Regions from separate parts of the Mus musculus genome. Here all the other regions are linked to region 2. Evidence: chromatin loops called from intact Hi-C (ENCODE). Cell type or tissue: left cerebral cortex. All regions are shown on one strand.

The links. Hi-C counts contacts between places; a loop is a spot of excess contacts. Peaks named below come from ENCODE experiments on the same cell type or tissue, not always from the same donor. Only the 100,000 strongest peaks of a DNase experiment are listed, where the experiment ranks them.
Region 1: it touches region 2 in a loop (1.9-fold over the local background); 2 of 42 quality-filtered maps call a loop at or near these places.
Region 3: it touches region 2 in a loop (2.6-fold over the local background); 4 of 42 quality-filtered maps call a loop at or near these places.

The regions. Positions count from the first base shown.
Region 1 is chr10:98,621,970-98,626,969 of GRCm38, reverse strand. No RefSeq gene overlaps it. Among named protein-coding and RNA genes, the nearest start is that of Gm34297, 87 kb to the right of the region's middle. In left cerebral cortex, no CTCF peak of the experiment used is centred here; DNase peaks (open chromatin) are centred at 1,909 and 2,066; H3K27ac peaks cover 741 bases.
Region 2 is chr10:98,738,661-98,743,660 of GRCm38, reverse strand. No RefSeq gene overlaps it. Among named protein-coding and RNA genes, the nearest start is that of Gm40750, 66 kb to the left of the region's middle. In left cerebral cortex, no CTCF peak of the experiment used is centred here; DNase peaks (open chromatin) are centred at 603, 1,601 and 2,033; H3K4me3 peaks cover 259 bases; H3K27ac peaks cover 472 bases.
Region 3 is chr10:98,911,997-98,916,996 of GRCm38, reverse strand. It overlaps Atp2b1 (ATPase, Ca++ transporting, plasma membrane 1), which reads right to left and starts at 1,845. Exons shown (of 21, transcript NM_026482.2): 1 at 1,626-1,845. In left cerebral cortex, CTCF peaks have their summits at 1,889 and 3,133; DNase peaks (open chromatin) are centred at 345, 1,983, 2,554 and 2,962; H3K4me3 peaks cover 3,559 bases; H3K27ac peaks cover 4,194 bases.

The DNA.
Region 1 (5,000 bases), 120 kb after region 2:
CTGCTCCACAGAAATTGGGTAAGTAAAGAAATTTAAAATCAAGATAATGAAATAATTTGTGCTGAAGCAAGGGGACGAGAAGAGTTCTTAGGGACTCACACTAAAATGTTTGTTCGTGATATGTGAGTACCTTGTATAGTAGCTCGATTTTATTGTTTGGCTAGATTAAATAATTTGAATGGTGAACACACGAGACAGTTTGGGTAGAAGTAATCAGAGCTATACTGAAATAAAGGTCGCTTCTATTTGTTATAGACAATGACCTAATTGTATTCCACTTTGTTCATATTGCCTGTGCAGTGCTAGACTTTGGGTTGACTCATTAAACTAGATGGTACACTCACCTTAAGCTGCTGTGAAGTTTAGGGAAAGAGGATAATTAAAATGTACAATGTTACATCCATGTTCTGGATTGCTTATCTGGTTATGGAACGGGTTTAACATATTCAGGTAACTTCTTAACTTTGATGAAATGACATGAAAACCACTAATTCCCAATTTGTCTCAGACTTGGAGTCTATTGAAAGGACATTTAGAAGACAGACCTAAGAATGCGTCCAGAGGAAGAATGCTCACGGGATGAGTGAGGAACAGTTGAGGGCACGAGGACGCTTCTCAAAGGAGAATCCAACATTTGCCTGGAAGTGAAGGCCAACACAAGGTCAGAAGAACACGGATTATATGTGGGTGAAACCCCATGGTTTATTTACATACCTGTTCATGTATATGGTCCATACACCTACTAAATATTATTATTGTGCACACACTCTGTTGCAGGCATTGAACACTATGGATTAGAAATATCTATATTCATTATCTTAGCTTTATAAAATAGAGAATGTAAGTCTGGCTTCATTAAGAATGTAATAAAGTTTTAGACATTAAGTACCGTTGCCCATGGTCACACAGTCAGTGAAGAGGTGCAGCCAGTGTTCAAATCCCGCCTTGCACACTCTTCTTTTAGGTGTGTAAATGGAACACTGACTGGGGCTATCTAGTCATAAGGATAGGATAAAGCTGGTCTGGAAACTCCAGCCGAATTTCATTGAATTCATGAAAAACAATCCAGTTTTTCTTTACCTTTTATGGAACCTGATATAGAAAGTTGAGGTTGGAGGAGAACCCCTGGAACTTCACATGCAGAAACTGATGCTACAGGTCAGACCACAAATACCCTTGCTGCTCATAGTTGACTCATAATCACAGCAGCATGCTAGGTGTCCAAATCTTCAGTGGACCATTCTGATACTATTGTGTACCTTCAAATGTCCAGACTGGAAATCTGCCCACTTCTCGGTGATTCAACTGTATCATTGAAAAGGCTTTTTAGCATCCCTGGCAGAATCTTCTCGTAAACCTTGGGTGCTTTTAACTCCCGTGGATTTTGTCATGCTAACATATTCTCTCAGTAGACTTCTGCCCATTATGTCTTTGACTGGTAGGTACTTCATTTTCTTTTTACAAGTGGGAAGATACAGCTCTATGGTGCATGGTATAAAATGCGGTTGTTAAAACCAAGAATGATGGCCTGTCAAGATGATCTATATTGTCCATCTAATTGGGAATGTTGTCATTAACATAAAACACTCTACTCAATGCAGGCTTTATGTAGCTATTAAATAAAAACAAGTAAACCTGTGCATTATTATTGGTACCCTGCAAAAGTTGACTGATGCTGGATGTTTGAAGCACTGACATTTTAGTCCGGCGGTACCCATCATGATGTTGTTCAGGGATGGTTTGTGTTTATATGGAATAGAATCTGAAAGCTTCTCAAAGAGAACTAAGCACCTCCTGCCAGCCTGGCCTGGCTTGCTGTTATCTAAGAGACTATTGCTCCTTCCACCGTGGCTAAACTTTCGAAAGCTGCAGAGATAAAACACCAGCTGGGGCATTGCTGCCTGAAAACAGGACAGTAATTGTAACAGACTCGGTGCCTTTGTGAGTTTATTTTAAACATCCCTTAAAAAGAAGGGTTTGTAATTTTCCTTCAGATTACAAGCTGACATTTTGAAGAAGAAGAAGAAGGAAAAAAAAAAGTCTAAGGGAATGCAGCACGTCTGTCTGGTGGCAGCTGATAATTACCATAGTGTGAGTGGGGCTCGATATAACCCAGGCATTTTAAGAAACATGGCTGATTACAGTGCTGCAAGAGTAACTCGGTTCGGGAATTTTGCTTTGTTAGGCAAATTGAACTGTCCTGCATCACCAGTTTCATCTCTCTCTCGCTTCGGATGGTTTTCAACTAGGAGCCACCTTTATATCGGCACTGTCAGGGCTGTTTTATGGAGGGTCTCCAGGTGAAACTCAATAGGAAACACTGAAAGTCTTAAAGGGAAAATCACAAAACTGATTCTTATCTGGGAAAAGTCCTGGCAAGGTCCACTTTGCAGTAGTGGTTTTTGCATTATTTAAAATGTTTGCTTTAAACTTTATATACCCCAGTACAGGGGAACGCCAGGGCCAAAAAGTGGGAGTGGGTGGGTAGGGGAGTGTGTGTGTGGGGGAGGGTATGGGGGACTTTTGGGATAGCATTGGGAATGTAAATGAGGAAAATACCTAATAAAAATATTAAAAGGAAAAAAAAGGAAAAAAAAATGTTTGCTTTACAGAGGACTGCCTGGTCTGGCCTCAGTGAGATAAGATGCACCTAACTCTTGAGAGACTTGAGGCCCCAGGGTATCCTCTTAGAGACAGTGGGAGGAGGCATGAAATGGGGAGCAGTCAAGGGTGGAACAGGAGGGGAATGAAGACTGGACTGTAAAAAAAAAAAATTCCCAAAATAAATAAATAAAATAAAATGTTTGCTTTAAAAACATTTAAAAAAAAAAAACAGAGAAAGACGAATAATTTTTAGCCATACTTGACCCTCCCCCCAAATACCACACTACTTGCCTTTGATATGTGTCCCCTAAGGGAATTTACAGTGAAGGGTTTATGGTAAGTATACAGAAGGAGTGAGAGACAGTGGTTCCCATGAAAGGAAGCTAACTATGGTCAAGGAATATTTTCAACTGCAATCATCAAACACACAGAGATCACTTTTAAATGAGTTGCATAGTAGTTGCATCAATAATTGTATGTGTGTGTATGGGGGTGGGAGGGGTTCAGACAGAGAGAGAAAGTCAGAGAGACAAATATATGACCAGGATATTTCTGAGCACTTGAGGTTTGGAAGTCAGTCAAAGGTGCACGTTGGCCAGAATGCAGGTTTTAGTAGTTTTCCTCGATATCTTTCTGAATCTTACCTTATCAAGCTTACCAACTGTTACTTCTTATGAGTTAATACTCAACTCTAAGTTTTTAGTTCAAGAAATACTTCAAACTATCCTTCCAAAAAAATGTCTAAAAATACTTCCAGTCAAGAAACAGAACCAGGCTTTGTGGGGTCCAAAGCCCTCTCCCTCTCTACAATGGAGGCAAAGTTATGGATATAAATTGAGATCAACTGCCCTGGAAAGATCCTGAGGGATCTTGAAGTCGAGTTCCATTTGCTTCTAGTAAATCCATCTTTACTTGAGAAAGAGCCAAGATGGAAAACAACCCACAGTTGAAACTCCATTATTTTTGTGTGTTTACAATACTGTTTAAGACAGAGAGGGTGTGCTATTTCTTTGTGACACTTTCTTCCAATAGTCATTGTTGATGCTACTCTATCTTTCCTTAAATTCTATCCCCCGTCCTATCTAGCTCATGTACAAAGGGGTATACTTTGTGTCCCTGCAGCTACCTTTCCAACGTAGCATCTGCAGCACATAGTTAAGGTTGCCTTGTGTTAACATAGCACTAAGTTAGTATTGACAGCTGAATTGTGGTTCCCAAATCCCATCCCAGTTTATGTGATGAAACCCTCACTCCTTTTCTCTCTCTTTTTTTAAAAATGTAATTTAACTTTTTATATAAATCTGTTAACATTTAATAACATATTTTGAGCAAATAGACATGTCACATTCTTCTTTTTCTTTTGTACCTCAACTCCTCCCAGAGAGCCCCCCTTTCAAAACTTGCAGTATCTTTCATTTTTTATCATATTCTTTAAAATGTAAAGACTATTGTAACAATAAAAAATGAGTATTATAAAAGTTGTTTGATATAAAACAACAATCAATTGAACAGTCTTATGTAGATATTTGTCTACAGCAGCACTGAAAATACATACATTTTTCTCAATATAAATATTAAATAACTCCAGACATATTAACTGTATGATATTTTAAAATAATATATCACTATTAATTTTTAATGAACATAAATAGATAAAGTATTTTTGTTTATTTGTTTTGTTTTTAGTAGAGCTTAAAATCTTGTCTCTTACTGTGGTACAAACACAAAATAAGAACAGTTTTTGGACATTCGAGCTCATGGTAATAAGGCTGAAGGCTTTGCTTGATATTTATAATTATTGTATCAACTTTGAAGAAGAGGACTTTATAAGTTATTCTTATTCTGAGATGAATGCTTTTCAAAATCATCACAGCCAATGAACCAGAATCTTACCCTCACCTAACGTCTGTGCCACCCTCCAAGCAGAACCATTGTTCATTGAAACAGTTGATGAATGACTTCATGGATAGACCATCTTAATATACACACCATTTCTTAAATGAATGCAACCTGATCCCTGTGGGCTGAGAATGATGACAATCACTCAAGTCAAATAGCTTTGACCATAGCAGGAAATCTGTATCCAAAAATCATGCCTACAATTCATTCCTTGGCACAGCAGAACTGTCAACTCAGCTTACAGGGGTAAAATCCTTTGGTGATGTGAGGGACATTCAAGAAACCCTCACTCCTATTGTTGAAATGTGACCTTAGTGGGAGATACATGATTTAAAAAGGTAGCATAGAATAAAATAAAGCAAGGTGTCGTTATTAGAGGGAGAAATTTGAACATACCAGAGATATAAATGCAGGTAGCAGGTGAAGAGGCATCAAGTAGACCACTATCTTTAGATCAATAAGAGAGCCCTCAGAGAAGACTCACTGGGTTGGCACCT
Region 2 (5,000 bases):
TGGAATGAGTAGAGACTAGGAGCTATATCCTCAAAAGGCCCCAGAATACTCAGATAACTTGAAAAATATGCTATTAAAAAGTTGTGAAGAAGTGTCAGGAAGAAGAAGAAGAAGAAGAAGAAAAAGAAGAAGAAGAAGAAGAAGAAGAAGAAGAAGAAGAAGAAGAAGAAGAAGAAGAAGAGAGAGAGAGAGAGAGAGAGAGGACACGTGTGTGTGTGTGTGTGTGTGTGTGTGTGTGTGTGTGTGAGACAGGGTTGTATTGGTTTCATCTGGTCACTGTATTATGCCAGGACACCCTAGGGGAAGCTCTTGGACTTCAACATTCTGCCCAGATTCTTCTTTTTGAGTTGCACGAGAAAGCTTCACTCTTTTATTATTTTCATATTGAATTAGAAGCTCTTTTACATAAATATAATTTTCTTCAGCATCTGTTGATTTTTTTGGACCATGAAATTTAGCAGGAAATTAAAAGCATGAAGATTTGCATAGCATAATGCTGAGTTATGCAAGTTTGAAATAGGTCTTTATCTAATTCTGTCACAGAAATCTGTTTTTTAGGAGCAGAAGGCTCGGCAGGCTCACATTACTCATTTGTGCGTTTGCGAATGCCACCTCACTCTCCTCCCGAGATGACTCTGTGGCTCACCAGCTTCAACAGCCAGTCGAAAATGCACTTGCCAACAGCCTCGGTCGGATGCCAGCTCCTGGGGGGCTTTGACTGTGGTGGACAGCTTGACACGGAAGTAGCCGGAGTCAGGACAGAGTCAAGGTCGGGAGATAAAGTCGAGGCTTTAACCCCGGTGGCAGTCAGCATCGTCCATCTTGGCATACAGAACGGAGTACAAGGCCAAGCACTTAATGAGAATCTTTCGGAAACCTTGAATTGTATCGGTCCTCCATCTTCTGTCTGTCTTAGGAAGCAACACGCTGACTTCACGAAATGCTTTCAAGAACGCTAGGAGGTGCATGGTATATGCTTATAGCCCCTCACAGACAAAGGGGTTTCTTCAGGCCAGTGATCAAATACCAGTGGCTCAATTTCTGGTCTGAAGTTGTTCACAGATGTTCTGGTGTTGACAGATTGAACATTTAGCCCCTCTTTTTTTTTTTTTTCTCTATACCTGTTTCCTGGGTGAGACCCGAGTCCCTCTTAAAAACTCAGTTTAAATACTTCAAAGAAGTATCCATTTCTCTACCGCCTGGGTTTGTAATCTTCAGCTAGGAACTCCTCATACCATCCTTTAGAGGGAAACCATCTATAATGCCAATTGTTTAGTTTTGGAGCCGGAGAACATTTTATATATCAAAACAGACCTGGCTTCCAGGTTCTTCCAGCATCCCTCAGTCCCTTCCTGGCATTCCCTGCGCCCCCAACCTTGAACGTTCCAGCCTTGGGGCTGGGCTGCCCTTTCCCCAGAGGTCTCTCTCTCCTCTCTCTCTCTCTCTCTCTCTCTCTCTCTCTCTCTCTCTCTCTCTCTCTCTCTCTCTCTCTCTCTCCCACTCCCTTCCTCCTCCTCTCCCTCCTCCCCCTCCATTCTCTCTCTGCGCACTCTCCCATTCTTTCTCTCACTGCCATCTCCTCATGGTGACTTTCCTGGCCTCAATCCTTGGGGCCATCGAAGAACAGCTTTCCAGTAAACCTGCCTTTAATATAATCTAATCTGGCTTAAATTGGCTCATTTCACCAAGGGAAATCTATCACCAGTAAATTGTGTTGTTTTAATGAAAGCCCTCATTGCAAGCTAAATGTGGTGGCAAATGCCTGTTATCTCAACAGGTTTGAAGCTGGGGCAGGAGGAGTGAGTAGCCATTTTAGGCTACAAGGTGAAATCCTGTCCGGCAAACAAACACTCTCATAAACAAACACTCCTCCTTCATGTGAACTCCCGATCTTGACACTTGTTACAAAAGGGGTGAACAGCTATTTGTGTGTGTGTGTGTGTGTGTGTGTGTGTGTGTGTGTAGATAGGGCAAGCTTTACTCTTAATCAAGAGTGTGTGCTTGGAAGATCGAACACACGGAGAAAGGCAAATAATACACTTGGCTTTTGTTCTAACCCAGATAGTGACTGTGTCCTTCCCATTGGCTGGGGTCCAACCCTTAGTCAACAGTCACACCGGAAATGAAGGAGGAAGGGGGCAGGGATCGTTGTTCCTGGAAAGTTGCAGGGGGTCTTTTTCTGTAAACTAAGGTTTTGCATGTGTGGGAGATTAAAATATTTGTATAAAAGTCTTTCAAGGTACTTATGGGAAGATACAAAGATTTGAATTCCTTATCAGGAATGCAAGTTTTATAGTATTTAATAGAAAACACAGAAATATATTAAATATTTCTTATAAATCCTTCTTGTTTTTAAACATTCTTTTCTTTAAACTCACTAAGTTCTGGGCTCTCTTTTTCTGTCCCCTCTTCTAGTAAGCAGGTTCAAGAGGGAAGGAATACCTGTGGTAGTTGATTTAGGACAAAGAATTAATGAGCCTGGCTATTTCATCTGCATGATTTAAGGTGAGCCAACCTTTTAGGCATGGTCCTTTGACCAGGAGATTGACCTGGCCCCGTTGTAATATTAGGCCAGCACCCAGGGGCTTATCTTCTCTTGAGCACCAGAAATTTCTCTAAACAGGTTTTCATTGCTGCCTTAACATTCTGCCTCCCCAAAGAAGTAACTTCAAAATACGGTTAGGAACTAGATCAGAGATCAGAGCTGCCCAATGCTTTTTGGTATCTTTTGCCTCTGGCAAGGGTGAAGCTGCCTTGGGACCGATGAGACATTTCCAGCTTTTGGTTAAGAAAGAAAGTGGATATTTTTCTTTACCCTAAACTCCCTAGCCAGTTTTTTACCTCCTGTTCTTATCACTCCTTCTCCTTCCGAAGACGTAAGCCCAACTGTCATTATGAGATTGGGGTGCTGATTGGCCTGACTTCTTATAGTTGAATTTGGGGTGTTAGATGCAGCAGTTTAAGAGACTCTCCCTCCAAAGGGTCTTATCTAAAAGACACCAACTATCAGATACATGATTGCAAGTCCTTGGCTTGTGCCTAGATAGAGAGTTTAAACGTCCATTAGTCATTAAAATCTCTTTATGAACTCGCAAGATCCCCCATCTATTGGGCTCCTCATGCTTCTTCATCCTCTCAGGTTGTTCTCCAGAGCCCAGAAGGTTCCTTTTGGTGGCTGTTGGATCAGCTGGAAGGCAATGTATGCCCTTCCATATGGCTTCTAGATAGGGAGAGAAAAGAGATATTTAACCATCAGTTAAGCTTTAGTTTAAAACAATGGTGGATTTGTCTCCTTTGGCTGGAGCCTGGTGCTGCAGTGAGCCAACCTTTGAAGTGCTATATCTGAGCAACATTAAAAAAAAAAAAGACTCAAATAATTATTGAGGTAGACTTGTCTAAATACCATCTCATGTAGACTTATATCTAATGTCTGGGGAGTATAAGCTCCTGGATGGTGACCAATCTCTAGTCTTTGGTTATACTTTCCTGCTGAGTGTTTAATAATGTGCAGCTGGGCAAATTAATTACTTTTTGTATTGTCTAGGCCAGTTGGGGATCTGGTATTCAGGGATCCCTTGAGAGGAACCCTAGGCTCCTTTGGCCTTTCTTTTACCAGTTCCGAATCCCCAAGATGGAAAAAGAAATACAACTGACCCAAATTCTCATGGCCAAATGAATGAAGGCAAGCAGTTAATTAAAGCAAACATTTCTATTTGTATGTACAGGCTGTCTTCCCTGAGGCAGGTTTGAGGGGTCAGGATTAGATGTGAGGAACAAAAGGGTTTTATAGCTCAAAGGTAGGGAAGTTTCCAAATAGGGGATTTGGTGGGCAAAACAGCTTGGGCTGTAAGAGCAGAACGTAAGCATAGCAAGTTCATCACAATGACCTCCTGGAATAAGACATGATTCCAAGAGGGTCCTTACAACAGGTAGTCATTGTAAGGTAGGCAGAACAATTCTTTTGAAACAAAGGTAGGGTTGCAAGTTGGTTATAAACAACTTGTTGAAACTCAGAGTTGATTGCCATTTCCTGGAAGAGGCAGTACAGAAACATTTATAGTTAAGGTTACAGGCGGGGCATAGCCCAATCCTTGAGAAACAGAGGTTTAATCATAAACAGGAATGAACCGAGTTTGTCTTTACTCTAGGGTGACTTTTGAGCCTACCATGGAGACAGGCTGATGACAACTGAAGAGTTGTCCATACATGAGATGATAAGTCAAAAAGACCCTTCACTGTGGCTTCCCTTGGAAATATTGACAAAAATCTTTCCTCTGTGTTGACTGTCTTCTTTGTAGACTGGATACTGGTTCAAAATCATTAAGTAAGAACTCTATGCCCTCCTCCAACAGAACAGGTGACTTTCCACAGTTATACAGCATTTCAGGAGATGTCTCATAGTCTCCTGGGACCTCATTGACCTTGGAGCACAGGGGAGAAAATATTCTCCTTTTATGTCTCCCTAACCACATTAGTATTGTCTCCAAGTATGGTTACTGAACACCCAGAAATTAGTCACGTCAGTCTGATACTTTTAACTACTGTATAATATCTTAAAAACTAGACACTTCTGAATAAGTTTTGATGAGACATAGATTTTAGTCAGTCTGTGTTGTTTTTGTAGCTTAAATAACTTACTCAACCTTCATAACTTGCATGAGCTGTTCAGACTTTTTTTTTCCATTGTGAATTTCCAGTCACTTCCATCTTTATATATGTATATAAATCCCTCTTCACTAAAACAGTTTCCATGTTTGCGTTCTTCTGATGTTTTCTTCCATTTTTTTTCTCTTAACACCACAGGATATAACATAAATATTAAATGAATTTACTGTGGGTTGTGAGAATTTTTTTTTACCTGGTTGAGGTGAACTAAGCAATATTTATGGCTTCTTCTTAAGGTTCTAATGACAAATGGATCAATTTCATCAAAGGGTGAACAGATTTTTTTAATGGGAGGGGAATGGCTCTATTGAGTTTCAGTAGTAGTTATTGACTCT
Region 3 (5,000 bases), 170 kb before region 2:
ATCCAAAGCACGGTAGAAAGTAAAACATCTCCCTGAAAACATGGCTTAAAAGGCCCAATTTCCTACACCAGCTTTCAAAAGCTCTCAACAAGAAAAAAAAAAAAAAATTTCTATTTACTTCAAATTTGAACTGACCAGGAAGGGGAAAAAAAGGGATGGGTGCTAAATGAAACATACAAGTACAAAAAGCAGATTCTCCCCCTTCCAATCCCTCTTTTAATTCCCCCAATCCGGCTCTGCCACACACAAGGACAGGGAGTCTCCCTAGGGAAAGCTGGTGGCAGGGCAAGTGAAGGCTCTCCATTCACTCAAATGGGCCACTATCCAAAGGGATGCCCTATGCGCGCTTTGTACAAACCAGGTCCTTACAAGTACTTATTATTATAAAATACACCTACGCTGAGGATCAAGAACCTTATTTTAAAGTAAGACTGTCCTCAGGTGGGGGAGGTGAAGCACAACAAAGCCTTCCATGTTGAAAGGCAGACAGTCCAGACATGCATATACCTCCACTCGTATGAAAAAAAAAATCCATATAACTAATTTATCAGGAACAGCAATCGATACCGACAGGAGTCATTAGATTATTAATAAACCCAGAAAAGTAGCATGCATAGCAGCCAAAGGTGGCTGTCTGCAGCGCTCTAACCCCTAGGAAGGGTAAAAAAAACAGCCTACCGAGGAGGTTCGCGTCCTTACCAAGGTCCTGCAGACCCTTTTACCCACGCAGACCAGCCCCAGCTTCCCCTTGCGGGTCCGATCACCGCAACAGCAAAAGCATTCCCAATGCTAGAGTCCCGCAGTAAACTGGTGACTGAAATGTGCAGAGACCAACCTGGGCAAAGACCGAGGCGCAGACCCAGGGGTCGCTAACTAGCTAAGACACAAAATTCTCCTGCAAGATGAAATAGAGAAGAAGCCCCCGCCACCTCCGCCCCCCCCACCCCCGCAATAGGAATGCCACCCTCCTTTCTTACTGACCCTTTCCGAGGACAGAGCAGATTTTCCCCCTTTTAAACTAAGTACATAAACATGAATCGGAAGCACCCGTGAACATCCTGGGGGGCCAGACTCAAGACCTGAAGAGAGCGTCCAGGCGGCTCTTCAACTCCCCGGGAGTCACCGTCCTGTCTGACAGGCATCTATCACACCATCCTCTCCGGGGGGCCGACGACAAACCTTCACCTTGCACGGGCAGTACCTCCCGGGGGCCCAAGCCAGGGATTAAATGGGTGACCCTCCCGGGTCGCAGGAAGAGGGAGTGCCGGGGCACCGCTGCCCTCAAGGTCACCACATGCCGGGGTAGGGGCGACCGGTGTTCAGATGGGCTGTGGCGGCAGCAGGGGCAGCCCCGCGAAGTCCGAGAGCCCTCGGGTGTAGACGAGAAGCCACCGGGACGGCGACTCCGAGCTGGACCCGGCGCCGAGGCGCGCGGAGAGGAAGCCTCCTCACCTTTACGGTCTCCTAGCAGGAGCGAACCCCGGCGGCGCCGCCAACTTCGCGGGGACCCGCCGCGCTCCACCCCGCGCCCAGCTGTCAGGACCCCCGCCGCGCCCTGCGCGCCCCACCCGGCCTCCCCCGCAGGTGGCCGCCCCCGCCGCGGGCAGCCACCGGCCGCCACTCACCTCGCCCGCAGCGGGAACCATTTTTTCCGAGGGGAAGAATCAAGGAAAGCTAGGCGGGTGGGTCCGGGGGATGGCGGCGAGGGGTCGCGGGACGTGCCCGCAGCCGGCTCGCTGGGTTCGGGGCGCCACGCGGAGGTGCGGCTGCACCTCGGGAAGGAGGCGGCGGCGGCGGAGCCCAGAGACTCGGCGTCCACCAGCCGGGGCTCCCTACTCACGCTGCACCGCGAGGAGGCGGCGGCGGAGGAGGAGGAGGCGGCGCCCGGCCGGCCCCCGCCCAGAGCCCGGCGGCCGCCGAGTGGCCGCTCGCGTCCCCGCAGGACCCGCCTCCTCCGCTCCGCAAAGCCGCGCTCAGGGCGCGCCGCGCTCGGCACAGCAGCTCAACCGGCCCCGCGCCGGCGTCCGCAGCAGCAGCAACAGCAGCAGCAACGGGCGGGGTGCAACCCGGGGCGGGGTCCGGGGACACCGGTCCGCAGACGCGGAGCTCAAGGGGCAACGGCCAGCTCCGGGGCAGGGGCCCGGTGTGCACCGGGTGACCCGCGAGACCGCCCGAGCAGGCAAGGGGGGAGGAGGGCGCTCACCCGTTCCGGTCCGACGCTCCCTTCTTCTCCACACCTCCACGCCTCCCGCTCCACGCTGGCAGCGCAGCTGCTCCCGCTGCCTCTGCCACCGCTGCGGATGCTCGCGCGGCCGCCGCTGCCGCCTTGGCTGGGCGCGGTCACGTGACGCGGCCCGCGGGGAGCCTGAGGGCGGGCGGGCGGGCGCGCGCGCGCGCACGAGCGGAGGTAGCGCCGCTCGGACCGGGACTGGCGCTTCCCGGAGAGGGCGTTTAAGGGGAGGATCCGGCGAGCGCGGCCCCGCCTGGCGAGCGCGCGCCCGGGGTGGGGTGAGGCGGCGGGGATCAGAACTTGCAGCGCGCGGTGTGGAAAGGGTGGCCTGTAGTGCGGGGCGGGCGACTCGCGCCTCCGCGCGCCCCTCCCTCTCTTCCTTCCCTGCGCGCCGGGCTCCCGGCTGCCCCCGCCCCCTCCTGCGCTGTCGCCCCCTCCCTTCCCCTCCTGCGGCGGCTTCCGATTGGCCGTCGGGGCTCTGACGTCTGTGTTTCCATGACGTGTCGGGGCCGGGGAGGGCCGCGGGAGGGGGCGGCGGGGGAGGAGGGGGCGGTGACTCCGTCCGTCACCGCCGGTGCCTGGGCGCGCGGCCCGGCGGCTCCTGCAACGTGAGGAAGCCGGAGAGCGACGAGTGCCGCCGCAGTGGGACGCCCTTCACTTGGGGTCCCGCTCGAGTCGCCCCCGGGTGGAGGCGATGCCGGGTCACGGGACGGGAGAGCGGCTCGGCGCCCACTCCCTAGCGGACCTGTCTCCTGTCCCGGACGGTGACGCACTCGCCCGACAGCCAAAGTGCCTTCCCTTTTGGGAAGAGAGCCCACTCGCCCTGTAGGCGCGCTGGCCCGGCCACCGACACCGGGGATCCCCGCTGCAGCGCCCAAACCGTGTCCTCTAGCCGGTGCAAGCAGGCCTCGCAAGGTCCGCTTGAAGTCCTCGTGTTTCTCTTTTGGGTTTGCTGCTGCGGCTGCTGCTTTTTTTTTTTTTTTTTTTTTTTTTTTTCCTACCTGTGGCGAGCTAGTGGGTCTTTAATTCATAATACTTAAATCCTGCCCTCATCTTTCCCGAGGAGAAAGGAACAAGAAAAAAAAAAAAAATCATGCAGAGTACCGTGCAGTATTTAGACGGTAAAAGGTAGCCGACTCTGGTCCAACCAGTTCAAAAGAAAACCGCTCATGATTACTTCTACTTTAAAAAAGGATATTCTTGACTGTATCCACACATTTAAAGATGTGTATCCTGTCCCATCTTTCTGTAATCTCTGCTTGAACTAAAGGTTCCCCCTTCCCCCGAACAATTTAGACCTTATCCGTGTTATTTTCAGCATCACTTAGCTTGAGAAAAAAACATCAAAAAAAGTGATCTGTAAGTGTTTTGTTTTGCTTTTTTCAACCCTGAATTGGAAGAATTGGTAGTTTCATAGTCTTCTCCAAAGCACACCGGTAAGACAAGTACTGCATTATGTATGTTCCCTGTCGGGTAGCATTTGTTTTAAAATAATATAAAGGCTTGAAAAGAAAATACTTGAGTTTAAAAGCAAATTTTCCATGATAAAACTGCTGAAAATAATTTTTCCATTTATATCTTCCACCAGGGTAGACATTACCAACCTCTGAGCTGTGCCCTTGACATGTAAAACTGGCACTGGGTATTTCTCTCTCTCTGTTTATCACAGAGAATTGGTTGATGTGATACAATAAATAGCCCTTCCTGCTACTATTTCAAATCTACAATTAGAAAAACAAATTAATTAAATTTCATTTAGGTAATTTCCAGTATTTTCTCACCCCGAAGTATCTTTTAGAATAACGCAGACACATTTATGAACTCTTGGCTACTTCCCCGCTTTTCTCCAAGGAAGTCCCCATAGAAAATTGAATTATGCATTCTATTTTAATCAAGAATTTGACATTAAAGTATTAAGTGAATCATTGCATGCTGCACCAGCAAAACCCATAATAGACTAAACTAGAATCTGTTCACTTTGTGGGTTTGCTGTAATTCTAACTCATAAGATGCATGTTGTAGAGTATATGCTCACGAAAAATCACCGAAACTCCTTACTATAGAGCATGATTGCAGTGAAATTTTTATTGGTATCCAAAGATGTACCCACAAGTGAAAACATGCATGTCCCAGAACATAGTTGTGTGCACTTCATGTGAGTTGCATATATGATAAACTCGCTCTCAGATAGCCAGGGTAATTGTACTGTATATTTGATTTGTGTGTTTTTATGCTTCAGATACAAAATTAAAGCTGAAACCAGTATAGAAGCAGCTGAGCTTTAGGAAGTTCAATTCCCCCCTCCTGCAGGGCTTCATCCTAAAACCTCCCCAAATGACATACTTTTCGGTGTAAAACTGCTGAGTTGCTTAATTAGGGTTTCTTATTTTCCTCTGGTGCAAGAGATGAGACTGAAGCCTCATGGTGTCCAGCAAGTCCATGGGGTCCTGGGCTAGTGCTCACCCTTCAGCACTTTTCCTTAGAAAATATGGAGCTGCCTGAACTCAGAAATGCCCCTGTGTATTATATGAGCGCATCATCTTCATCTTGGACTTAATTTATCCCATGGATTAATTGATCTGGAGATATAGTAGTATACATTAAAAGCAACACAAGACAATTTTCTATTAAATAATAGGGTAGTTTTGTAAATGTGTTTTCAGATACAGAAGTGACTGTTTTTGATGTTATATTGAAGAGGCAATAACATATTTGGCAATTTTCATAGGTGCAGTCCTTTCCTTCCTTATAATGGTATAATTGTATTGAC